Regions from separate parts of the Homo sapiens genome. Here region 1 is linked to region 2. Evidence: read pairs that join two places in POLR2A ChIA-PET (ENCODE). Cell type or tissue: B cell. All regions are shown on one strand. Links, peaks and the distances in the headings refer to the core of each region. The heading gives the core; the rest is flanking DNA.

The links. Peaks named below come from ENCODE experiments on the same cell type or tissue, not always from the same donor. Only the 100,000 strongest peaks of a DNase experiment are listed, where the experiment ranks them.
Region 1: POLR2A ChIA-PET joins it to region 2 with 6 read pairs; 2 of 35 experiments call an interaction of 5 or more read pairs at or near these places.

Annotation. Positions count from the first base shown.
Region 1 is chr16:23,647,227-23,655,166 of GRCh38, reverse strand. The region is part of intron 2 of DCTN5 (dynactin subunit 5); the gene reads right to left. Among named protein-coding and RNA genes, the nearest start is that of DCTN5, 9.7 kb to the right of the region's middle. RefSeq lists an enhancer at 2,982-3,131. In B cell, for the core only: no CTCF peak of the experiment used is centred there; no DNase peak of the experiment used is centred there; H3K27ac peaks cover 1,537 bases.
Region 2 is chr16:23,484,522-23,488,521 of GRCh38, reverse strand. It overlaps GGA2 (golgi associated, gamma adaptin ear containing, ARF binding protein 2), which reads left to right. Exons shown (of 17, transcript NM_015044.4): 7 at 1,732-1,812; 8 at 2,370-2,507. Among named protein-coding and RNA genes, the nearest start is that of GGA2, 24 kb to the left of the region's middle. In B cell, for the core only: no CTCF peak of the experiment used is centred there; no DNase peak of the experiment used is centred there; H3K27ac peaks cover 260 bases.

The sequences.
Region 1 (7,940 bases), core at 1,869-5,868, 160 kb before region 2:
AAAAAATAATAATCTGCTACTATATGCAACAAGATGGATACATCTCAAAAACATTATGCTGCGTGAAAAAAGCTTGACATAAAAGAGTATATGATTCTAACCCAGATATCCATGAATGGGCGAAAGGATAAAGAAAATGTGGTATATATCACTTCTTGGCCTTTTGGCTAAGATCAAGTGAAGAAAATGTAGTATATATACATAATGGAATATTATTCAGTCATAAAAAAGAACGAAATCCTGTCATTTGCAGCAACATGGATGGAACTGGAGGTTACTATATTAAATGAAATAAGCCAAGCACAGAAAGACATATATCACACGTTCTCACTCATATGTGGGCACTAAAAAAGCAGATTTCAAGACAGAGAGTAGACTGTTGGTTACCAAAGGCCAAGAAAGGTAGGAGGAAGGAAGAGGGGTTAATTAATGGGCACAAATATACAGCTTGATAGAAGAAATAAGACCTAGAATTTGATAGGTCAGTAGGGTGACTACAGTTTACAGTAATCTATTATGTATTTCAAAACAGCTAGAAGGAAATAATTTTTTTTAAACTTTTAAGTTCAGGGGTACATATGCAGGTTTGTTACATAGGTAAACTTGTGTCATGGAGGTTTGTTGTACACATTATTTCATCACCCAGGTATTAAGCCTAGTACCCATTATTTTTCCCGATCCTTTCCCTCCTGCACCCTCCCAACTCCCCGCTCCCATAGGCCCCAGTGTGTGTTGTTCCCCTCTATGTGTCCATGTGTTCTCATCATTTAGCCTCCAGCTCCATCCATGTCCCTGCAAAAAATATGATCTCATTCTTTTTTATGGCTGCATTGTATTTCATGGTGTACCTGTACCACATTTTCTTTATCCAGTCTATCACTGATAAGCATTTAGGTTGATTCCATGTCTTTGCTATTGTGAACAGTGTTGCAATGAATATATGTGTGCACATGTCTTTATAATAGAATGATTTATATTCTTTTGGGTATATATCCAGTAATGGGATTGCTGGGTCAAATGGTATTTCTGTCTTTAGGTCTCTGAGGAATCACCACACTGTCTTCCACAATGGTTACACTCCCACTAACAGTATGTAAGTGTTCCTTTTTCTTCACAACCTCACCAGCATCTGTTATTTTCTGACTTTTTAATAACAGCTATTCTGACTGGTGTGAGACGGTATCTCGTGGTTTTGATTTGCACTTCTCTAATGATCAGTGATGTTGAGCTTTTTGTCATGATTATTGTATTTCTTCTTTTGAAAAGTGTCTGTTCATGTCCTTTGCCCACTTTTTAAATGGGGTTGTTTTCTACTTGTAAATTTGTTTAATTCCTTTAGATGCTGGATATTAGACCTTTGTCAGATGCATAGTTTGCAAAAATTTTCTCCCATTCTGTAGGATGTCTGTTTACCCTGTTAATAGTTTCTTTTGCTGTGCAGAAGCGCTTTAGTTTAATCAGATCTCATTTGTCAACTTTCGCTTTGTTGCAATTGCTTTTGGCATCTTCATCATGAAATCTTTGCCTGTACCTATGTCCTGAATGGTACTGGTTAGGTTGTCTTCCAGGATTTTTACAGTTTTGGGTTTTATATTTAAGTCTTTAATCCATCTTGAGTTGATTTTTCTATATGGTATAAGGAAGGGGTCCAGTTTCAATTTTCTCCATATGGCTAGCCAGTTATCCAAGCACCATTTATTGAATAGAGAATCCTTTCCTCATTGCTTGTTTTTAGAAGGTTTGATGAAGATGAGATAGTTGTAGGTGTGTGGTCTTATTTCTGGGTTTTCTATTCTGTTCCATTGTTCTGTGTCTGTTCTTGTACCAGCAACACGCTGTTTTGATTACTGTAGCCCTGTAGTAGTTTGAAGTCAGGTAGCGTGATACCTACAACTTTGTTCTTTTTGCTCAAGATTGCCTTGGCTACTCTAGAAGGAAATAATTTGATTGTTTCTAGCATAAAGACAAATATTTAAGGTGATGAGTATCCCAATTACACTGATTTTTTATTTTTTCATTTTTTGGGGGACAGGGTCTCACTCTGCCGCCCAGGCTGGAGTGCAGTGGTGCCATCACGGCTCACTGCAGCCTCGACCTCCCAGGCTCAAGTGATCCTCCCTGCTCAGCTTCCCAAGCAGCTGGGACCACAGGTGTGCACCACCAAGCCCAGCTAATTTTTTTTATTTGTAGAGATGGGGGTCTCCCTATGTTGCCCAGGCTGGTTTTGAAATCCTGGGCTCAAGAGATCTTCCCACCTTGGCCTCTGAAAGTGCTGGGATTACAGGTGTGGGCCACCACGTCCAGCCAAAACCAATCTTATCTTTATAAATTTTATAAATGTATTAAATTATCATGTGCCCCCAAAATATGTACATCTATTATATGTCAATGAAAAATTATTTTTAAAAAGGGCTTGTGATTCTAATTATATGAAACTTCAGAAAATGCAAAACTAATCTATATTAGTTTTATATTGGTGGTTGCCTGAGGCAAGGGTACAAGGGTAGAGGATTGACTGCAAAGGGGCACAAGGAAACTAGAGTAATAGAAATGTATTCTATATCTTGATTGTAGTAGTGGTTGCATAGATGTACCCATCAGTCAAAACTTGTCAAACTGCACACTCAAAATGGATACATTTATTGTATGCAAATTATACCTCAATAAAGATGATTGGTTTTAGTTCCATAATAAAATGTTTAAAAAGAAAAGAAGGAAGAGAATCTATATGACTTGGTGACTGTTCGGCTGTTGGGAGGTAAGACAAAGAGAATTTACAATAGGGTAAGCAATTATGAGGATTACCAATTAAATTTTGAAATGTTGAATTTGAGATAGCTACGGGATGATCAATAGGCAGTTGTAAATAAAGGTCTGAGGTCAAGGACAGAAGGTCAGGCTAGGGAGGTAGGTGGGGAACTCCTGATATATAGGTGAATTTAGATTTATCGCTAGCCTGAACACCTGACTCTGAAGAATACCAAAAAAGAAACAGACTCATACCTGGAAAAACTTACTCAACTGCATACGTATAGTCTACAAAACTTGTACTCATAAAAAAGAACTTCCACATCTGCTGCTGATTATGAAGTATTACAGTTCTTTTGGTTTTCTTTTTTATTTTTAGTTTTTGAGATGGAGTCTTACTCTGTTGCTCAGGCTGGGGCACAGTGGTGTGATCTCAACTCACTACAACCTCTGCCTCCCAGGTTCAAGTGATTCTCTTGCCTCAGCCTCCTGAGTAGCTGGGATTACAGGCGCATGCCATCACACTAGGCTAATTTTTGTATTTTTAGTAGAGATGGGGTTTCACCATGATGGCCAGGCTGCTCTCAAACTCCTGACCTCAGGTAATCTGCCCGCCTCCGCCTGCCTTGGTCTCGCAAAGTGCTGGGATTATAGGCATGAGCCACCGTGCCCAGCCACTTTGGTTTTCAAAAGATGTACTCTTCAAGCTTAAAGAGATTATCTATTTCTAGCATGAACTTCCTCCATCTAAGAGTCTTAATTTACTTCAATTATTGTTTTCAGTTTCATGTTTCCACCTACAATCAGAGAAAATGGCTTCCTTTTCTTTTGGAGGAAAACAGAATTCCAAAAGTCCTGGGTATTTGGTGATGGTGGTTGTTTTATTGTGTTTTAAATAAGTACAACAAGCTTAATCTGGAAATAAAGAACATCCACATAAGTCTGTTTGTCAGCCTAAACTATACACTAACTAAAGAAGCAAACACATGCAAAGGAAGTAAATTGTATCACAGGTGGTCAGAGAAATTTAGGAAGATGGACTCAAATCTTGGTTTCCTATTTCACAAGGAGTAGTGCTGAGGAAGAGAAGTCAGATTCAAAACAGAGGTAACGGGGTGTTAAAAAGAAAGAAGGTGGCTGCCCTTCAGAGAAGCAAATGAAAGGAGGTGGCTGCCCTTCACAGAAGCAAAGCAAAGAGTTCACTGAACTCAACAATGGGCAAGGCAGAGATAGCAAAGTGGAGGTTGAAGGACTATACTTGCAAACCTGTATTGTTTGGCTCATGCAGCATTTTTATTATTTATTTCTTTTAATTTTTTTTAGCTATCTCCTACAGGAAGGACACGTGGCATTTTAACAAATCATTTAAAATTAAACATTACTATTTGAGTAGTGGAACATCTTGCATTTTAAAAAGTGAGATTTCCAGTTGCTTTTGAAAAAGAATCAGACGCTCTGGAAAGCTGATTGTTGCCACGTGGGCCTGTATTCCCACACAGTAACAACCAGCTTGGGCTTAGATTGGTCACATTCTCCAATTCACCAGGCCCCACCACTCTCTATTGTTCACACTCAGTCTTACTGACTCATCTGATCTCTTTCTATCCCTGCAGGCACTGTGACATCTGATATATGGGCTCAGGAAAACAGAAATGACAAAGTTCTGAAAGAGAAGGGATAGAAATATAAATGGATTGTTCATAACAGCAAAAAACTAGAAACAAAGTAACTTTCCACCAAGAGGAGGGTGGATAAGTGGAATTGTACACAGCAGTGAAAATGCACAGACGGGCCAGCCGGGTGCAGTGGCTCATGCCTGTAATCCCAGCACTTTGGGAGGCCAAAGTGGGCAATCACCTGAGGTCAGGAGTTCAAGACCATCCTGGCCAACATGGTGAAACCCGGTCTCTACTAAAAATACAAAAAAAAAAAAAAAAATTAGCCAGGTGTGGTGGGAGGAAGAGGTGGTGTGTGGGGAGGGAGGGAGGCAGGAGAATCGCTTGAACCTGGAGGTTGCAGTGAGTCAAGATCGCACCATTACACTCCAGCCTGGGCAATAAGAGCAAAACTCCATCTTAAAAGAAAATAAAATAAAATGCACAGACCACAATGAATCTTAGAAATAAAAGCTGAGTACCTCCCAAAGCAGTCTACAGACTCAATGCAATCTTAACAAGATAACAATGAGATTCTTCACAAAAATAGAAAAAAGATCCTAAAATTCGCAGAGACTCTGAATAGCCAAAGTAATCCTGAACAGAAAGAACACAGCTGAAGGGGGCATCACACTGCCAGACTTAAAAATATACTGCAATGCTACAGTAATCAAAATAGCATAATACTGGCATTACAAAAAGACACATAGGCCAATGGAACAGAATAGAACCTAGAAATTAATCCACATATCTATAGCCAGCTGATTTTTGACAAAGGTGACGAGAACATTCATCTGGAAAAGGACAATCTCTTCAATAAATGGTGCTGGGAAAACAGCATATCCATAAGCAGAAGTAGACCCCACACCTGTCACTGTACACAAAAATCAACTCAAAATGAAATCTTTTTTTTTTTTTTTTTTTTTGAGACAGAGTCTCACTCTGTTGCCCAGGCTGGAGTGCAGTGGCACCATCTCGACTCACTACAACCTCTGCCTCCTGGGTTCAAGTGATTCTCATGCCTCAGCCTCCTGAGTAGCTGGGATTACAAGCATGCCACACCCAGCTAATTTTTTCTATTTTTAGTAAAGATGGGTTTCACCATGTTGGCCAGGCTGGTCTTGAACTCCTGCCCTCAAGTGATCCGCCCGCCTTGGCCTCTCGAAGAGCTGGGATTATAGGCGTGAGCCACTGCACCTGGTCTATAACTTAAAATGAATTAAAGACCTAAATGAAGGCCTGGGACTATAAACTACTAGAAGAAAACATAGGGGAAATGCTTAAAGACACTGGTCTTGGAAAAGATGAGTAAGACTTCAAAAGCAGAGACAACAAAAGGAAATAAACAAATGGGATTATATCAAACTAAAATGATCCTGCACAGCATAGGAAACAATCAACAGAATGAAAATATGGCAGAACATATCTTCAAACTATTCTTCAAAGACAGAATATATTAATACAAGGAACTCAAACATCTCAACTGCAAAAAAACTCAATCTAATTTTTTAAATGGGCAAATGATTTGAATCGACATTTCTCAAAAGACATACTAATGGCCAACAAATATATATTTTAAAATGTTCACTAAACATCACTAATCAGCCAGGCACGGTGGCTCATGCCTGTAATCCCAGCATTTTGGGAGGCCAACTGCAGGTGGATCACTTGAGGTCAGGAGTTCGAGACCAGCCTGAGCAATATGGTGAAACCTCGTCTCTACTAAAAATACAAAAAAAATTAGCCAGCATGGTGGTGTGCGCCTGTAGTCCCAGCAACTCAGGAGGCTGAGACAGGAGAATTGCTTGAACCCGGGAGGCAGAGGTTGCAGTGAGCTGACATCACGCCACTGCACTCCAGCATGGGCAATGGAGCGGGATTCTGTCTCAAAAAACAAACAAACAAAAAATCACTAATCATAGGGAAGGGCAAATTAAGACCACAATGAGGTACCACTTCACCGCAGTTTAGGATGCTTATCATAAAGACAAAAAATAACAAATACTAGTGAGGATTTGGAGAAAAGGAAACTCTTATACACTGTTGGTGGGATGTAAACTAGTACAGCCACTATGGAGAACAGTATGAACGTTCCTTAAAAAAACTACAAATAGGGCCAGGTGTGGTGGCCCACACCTGTAATCCCAGCACTTTGGGAGGCCGAGGCAGGCGGAATACTTGAGGTCAGGAGTTCACGACCAGCCTGGCCAACATGGTTAAACCCCATCTCTATTAAAAATACAAAAATTAGCCAGACATGGTGGTGTGCACCTGTAATCCCAGCTATTCAGGAGATTGAGGCATGAGAATCACTTCAACCAAGGACGTGGAGATTGCAGTGAGTTGATATCGCACCACTGCACTTTAGCCCAGGCGACACAGCGAGACTGTGTCTCTAAAAAAAAAAAAAAAAAAAAAAGAAAAAAGAAAAAAAAATTAGCCAGCAATGGTGGTGCATGCCCGTAGCATAAGCTACTTGGGAAGCTGAGGTGGGAGGTTCGCCTGAGCCTGGCCTGGAAGGTCAAGGCTGCAGTGAGCTATGATTGTGCCACTGCACTCTAGCCTGGGCAACAAAGTGAGACCCTGTCTCAAAAAAATTAACTAACAAATAAATTAAACAAATAAATAAAGATTTTTAAAATAAAAATAAATCACAGGAAACCAAGTTAAACAATATATATTATTTAGGGATATGTGGAAAATTTGCTTAAATAATAAATAATTTATAAGACACAAAATCAGGACAGCGGTTTTCTCTTGGAGGGTGGCAAAAATAGGAATAGGGGAGGAACATAAAAATAGTACTTATTGTATACAGATTATGTTCCAATTCTTCAGTTGGGTATAGGGTTCACTGGTGTTGATTTAATTTTATGCTTTATGACATATATGTCACATATATTCTTTTGTATACCCAAAATATTGCCAAATTAAACATCTTTAAAAAGCAAAAGGTAGCCAGGCATGGTGGCTCATGCCTGTAATCCAAGCACTTTGGGAGGCTGAGGCAGGCAGATCACCTGAGGTCAGGAGTTCAAGACCAGCCTGGCCAACATGGTAAAACCCCGTCTCTACTAAAAATACAAAAATTAGCCAGGCATGGAGGCACGCAACTGTAATACCAGGTACTGGGGAGGCTGAGGCAGGACAATTGCTTGAACCTGGGAAGTGGAGGCTGCAGTGAGCCAAGATTCCACCATTGCATCCAGCCTGGGCAACAGGGCAATACTCCATCCCCCTCCCCCAAAAAAAAATTAAAAAAAAAAAAGCAAACAGCCCTCAATAGGCAAAACAATCTTATAAAAGAACAAACATGGAAGACTCATAATTCATGATTAAAAACTTATTATAGTAGGCCGAGCACAGTGGTTCACACCTGTAATCCCACTACTTTGGTAGGCCAAGGCGGGCGGATCACCTGAGGTCAGGAGTTCGAGACCAGCCTGACCAAAATGGCAAAACCCTGTCTCTAGCATGGTGGCGCATGCCTGTAATCCCAGCTATTCAGGATGCTGAGGCAAGAGAATTACTTGAACC
Region 2 (4,000 bases), core at 1-4,000:
GGAGGGGGGCAGGTTACATGGGTTCTCCTCTCCAGACAGGCCCTTAGGAGTGAGGTAGCAGAAGGTTTGGGTGCGTTCTTCATGGATAAGTCAACTAATAAGGGCCAGTCTGTTTTGATTCAGCCTGGTTCTTAGGCAGACACTGCATCCTGGGTCTTGGTAGGATCTGTTTGTGATCCTGCCTTACCCCAGTGTAGATCTGGGCCCAGGACATAATTCCTGCTCCTCCTTCAAGGGTACTTTGTGCCCTCTCCCTTTTGTGCACAGCCTTCCTGGGGGAAAGAAGGTGCAGAAGGATAGCCCGTGGGGAGTGTGGGTGATGGATGGGTCATGTCCTGTGTGGGTGTGGTGTTGGGGTGGGGACAGTGGAAGAACTTGCTGCTGTGTGTTGCTTCAGCTCTTTCTCAGTGCCAGTGAGCCCGGCCCTATCCATTTTCCATCCACCATGAACTCCCCAAACCGTTATTCCTTGGACATCAGTATCTAGAGGGACAAGAAGAAGAAGGTGGCCAAGACCCAGGGATAACTGTGGTGCCTGTGAGTGGGGAGCCCTTTGGCCTAGTGCTGGCGGTGCTTTTGGTCATGACTGTTCTTGGTCAGTCACAAGGTCTAGTTCATGGAGTGTTGGAAGGCTACACGCTGCGTACTCGTTTCTGCGTGGTATGCTCTGCCTGTCAACTGCACCCTCTCCCTGTACCCACTCCTTGGGCCTAGATACTCTGTGGCCATCAGGTCCCTGTTGTTAGAATGAGCAAGGCTAGTCTAGGTTCCAGGCCACCTTTCTCCGCTTTCCTCCTGCTTGGTGCCTTAGGTTTGCAGAGGGTGGGAGGAGCTAGGAAGGAGGTATGGTGTGACTTCTGAGAAACAATCCTGTGTCACCAGCCCTCATTATCCCCACTTTTCCTGCCATCCGTCCCACAAAGATTGAGTGACTTCTCTGTGCCAGGCATCCTGCTGGGCGCTGGAAATGAAGGGATGAACAAGATCACCAGGGTCTGTTGTGTCATAAAGCACATGGTCCAGGGCAACTGCAGACCTAGTCCCCTTTTGGGCCAGAGAATTCTCTGTTGTTGGGGACTGTCCTGTGCACTGTAGGATGTTCACAGCATTCCTCACTCTACCCACGAGCTGCCAGTAGCACCCCCTCTCTAGTTGTGACAACCAAATTTCTCCAGACTTAGCCAGACATCCCCTGGGAGAAGTAACCCCCACATCCCCCTACCCCACTGAAAACCAGTGGCAGGCCAGGCACGCTGGCTTACGCCTGTAATCCCAGCATTTTGGGAGGCCGAGGTGGGTGGATCACGAGGTCAAGAGATTGAGACCATCCTGGCCAACATGGTGAAACCCTGTCTCTACTAAAAACACAAAAATTAGCTGGGCATGGTGGCACGCGCCTATAGTCCCAGCTACTTGGGAGGCTGGGGCAGGAGAATTGCTTGAACCCGGGAGGCAGAGGTTGCAGTGAGTCGAGATTGCGCCACTGCACTCCAGCCTGGCAACAGAGCAAGACCCCGTCTCAAAAAAAAAAAAAAAACAACAGAAAAGAAAACCAGTGGTGTATTGGGATAGTCAGAGTGCCTGCATCGTAGTGTCCTTGGACCATTTGGTGAGATGGTGCATGTAAAATGTGTGCACTGTTGTTAGTGTTAACTCTTCTGTTGCTGCTGCTTCTGCTCTAGGCCTGAGGGAGTTGTGGTCTCACCTACTCTTCCTGTTCACTCTCTGCAGCTTCTGACAAGGCTTCTAAAGAGCAACCACCCCGAGGACCTTCAGGCTGCAAACCGGTTAATCAAGAATTTGGTCAAGGAGGTGGGCATTCTTCCAGTTGGTTCAGTAGAAGTAGCATTTGACAGAGGCTGAAGGACAGTGCATATGAGCCTATGCTTGAGGGGTAGAGGAACGGTTGCCTGGGAGAAAGAGTGGCTCCTAGCCCTGAACTCTGGGGAACAGCCATAGTCTCCCTCAAGGGCAGCAAGGTGGTGATTGGAACCAGAAATCCCGCTGCCGTACTTCTCAGCTGCTTTCATCCATGCTGCTCAAAGCATTTCCTAGACACCAGCTTGGGTCCCAGCAACAGGTATTGGTATGGACAAAGTCCAGGTTTAGGAATCTGCTTTTCAGAGGACTTGAGGCTGGTGGCACAAAGGCAGAGGTCATGGTCACCAGTCCCCAAACTGCATTTTCCTCCCCAGGAACTCTGGGCTTTTGAGTATTTTTTCACCCACTGTGTGAGTTCTCCCATGCACTTAACATCCTGGTGATGCCCCTGAGCGAGCTCTCTCAATAGTGACTCTTTCCCATCCCTTGTTCAGGCTTCAGCCAGGGTTTCTGCTCCCTCACTCCCATCCTCCTCTTTTTCCCAAAAGGAACAAGAAAAATCGGAGAAGGTGTCCAAGAGGGTCAGTGCGGTGGAGGAAGTGCGAAGCCATGTGAAGGTGCTGCAGGAGATGCTGAGCATGTACCGCAGGCCAGGGCAGGCCCCGCCCGACCAGGAGGCCCTGCAGGTAATACAGGTGTAACACAGGGGGCTGCACATGTTTACTAAAGTGGGTTTGAAATGCTTTCACCTGTTTGCACCCATGAAGCCATCTCAGAGTCAAGACGGTAAACATATCTGACACCTCCCCAAATGTCGTTGTGCTGCTTTGTCCTCCCTTTGTCTGTCCCTTGCTCCCCAGTCCCCAGGCAGCTGCTAATTTGCTTTCTGTTCTGATTGGCTGACAACTCCCAGACTCTTGTATAAATGGAATGATGCAGTACATAACCCTCTATTTTTGCCTGGTTTCTGGATCTCACTCGAGATCCATTCACGTTGCTGTGTGTAGCAGTAGCTTGTTTCTTATTGCCGGGTACTGTCCCGTCACCTGGATGTACCACAGCATGTACCTGTTGATGGGCCTTGCGTTGTTTCCAGCTTTGGGTGATTGTGAATCATGCTACTGTAAACAATTTTGTACGGGATTTTGTGTGAACATCGATTTTCATTTCTTATGGGTAAATGTCTGGGATTACTAGGTCATATGCTAAGTATATATTTAACTTGTTAGGAAACAAAGTGGCTAAGCTATCTTCAAGGGTGATTGCACCATTTTACAGTCCTAACAGCAGCATATGCAAGTTCTAGCTCCTCCACATCTTGAGATCTTGGTTTTTATATAGCATCTTTATGAGATAATTAACATACCATAAAAGCAACCATCACACCTACCTAGTTATAGAATATCTTAATCACCCCTAAAAGAAACCTTGTACCCATTAACAGTCATTCCCCCTTTCCCAAACTCCCCTTTCCCCAGTCCCTGGCAACCACTAATCCACTTTCTGTCTCTCTGGATTTGCTTATTTGGATGCTTCGTCCAAATGCGGTTGCACAATACGTGGGCTTTCGTGTCTGGCTTCCTTTACGTAGCCTAATGTTTGCAGGTGCATCCATCTGGTAATGTGTCACTGCTTCATTCCTTTTCATGGCTGGATAGCGTTCCATTGTGTGGCTATGCCACAGTTTGTTTCTCCATTTATCAGCTGATGGGCATTTGGGTTGTTCCTACTTTTTGGCTATTATGAATGATGCCTTTGAATTATTCATTACGAATAATGACTTTGAACTTTGTCCAAGTTTTTATGTGAACATAGGTTTTAAATTCTCTTGGGTATATACCTAGAAATGGAATTGCTGGATCTTGGGGTAACTCCATATTTAACATTTTGAGGAACTGCCAAGCTGTTTTCCAAAGTGGCCATGCCATTTTACATTCCCAGCAGCAATGTATTGGCTCCAGTTCTCTGCATCCTGCCAACATTTGCTGTTATCTTTTTGATTGGAGTCCTCCTGGAGGGTGTGAAGTACTGTCTCATTGCAACTTTCTGTTTCTTGATGGCTTATTTATTTCCTATGCTCATTGGCAGCTTGTGCATCTTAGAAGACATGTCTGTGCAAATCCATTGCCCATCTTTTGGATTGTCTTTTTTGAGTTACAAGCGTTTTTTATATATTCTG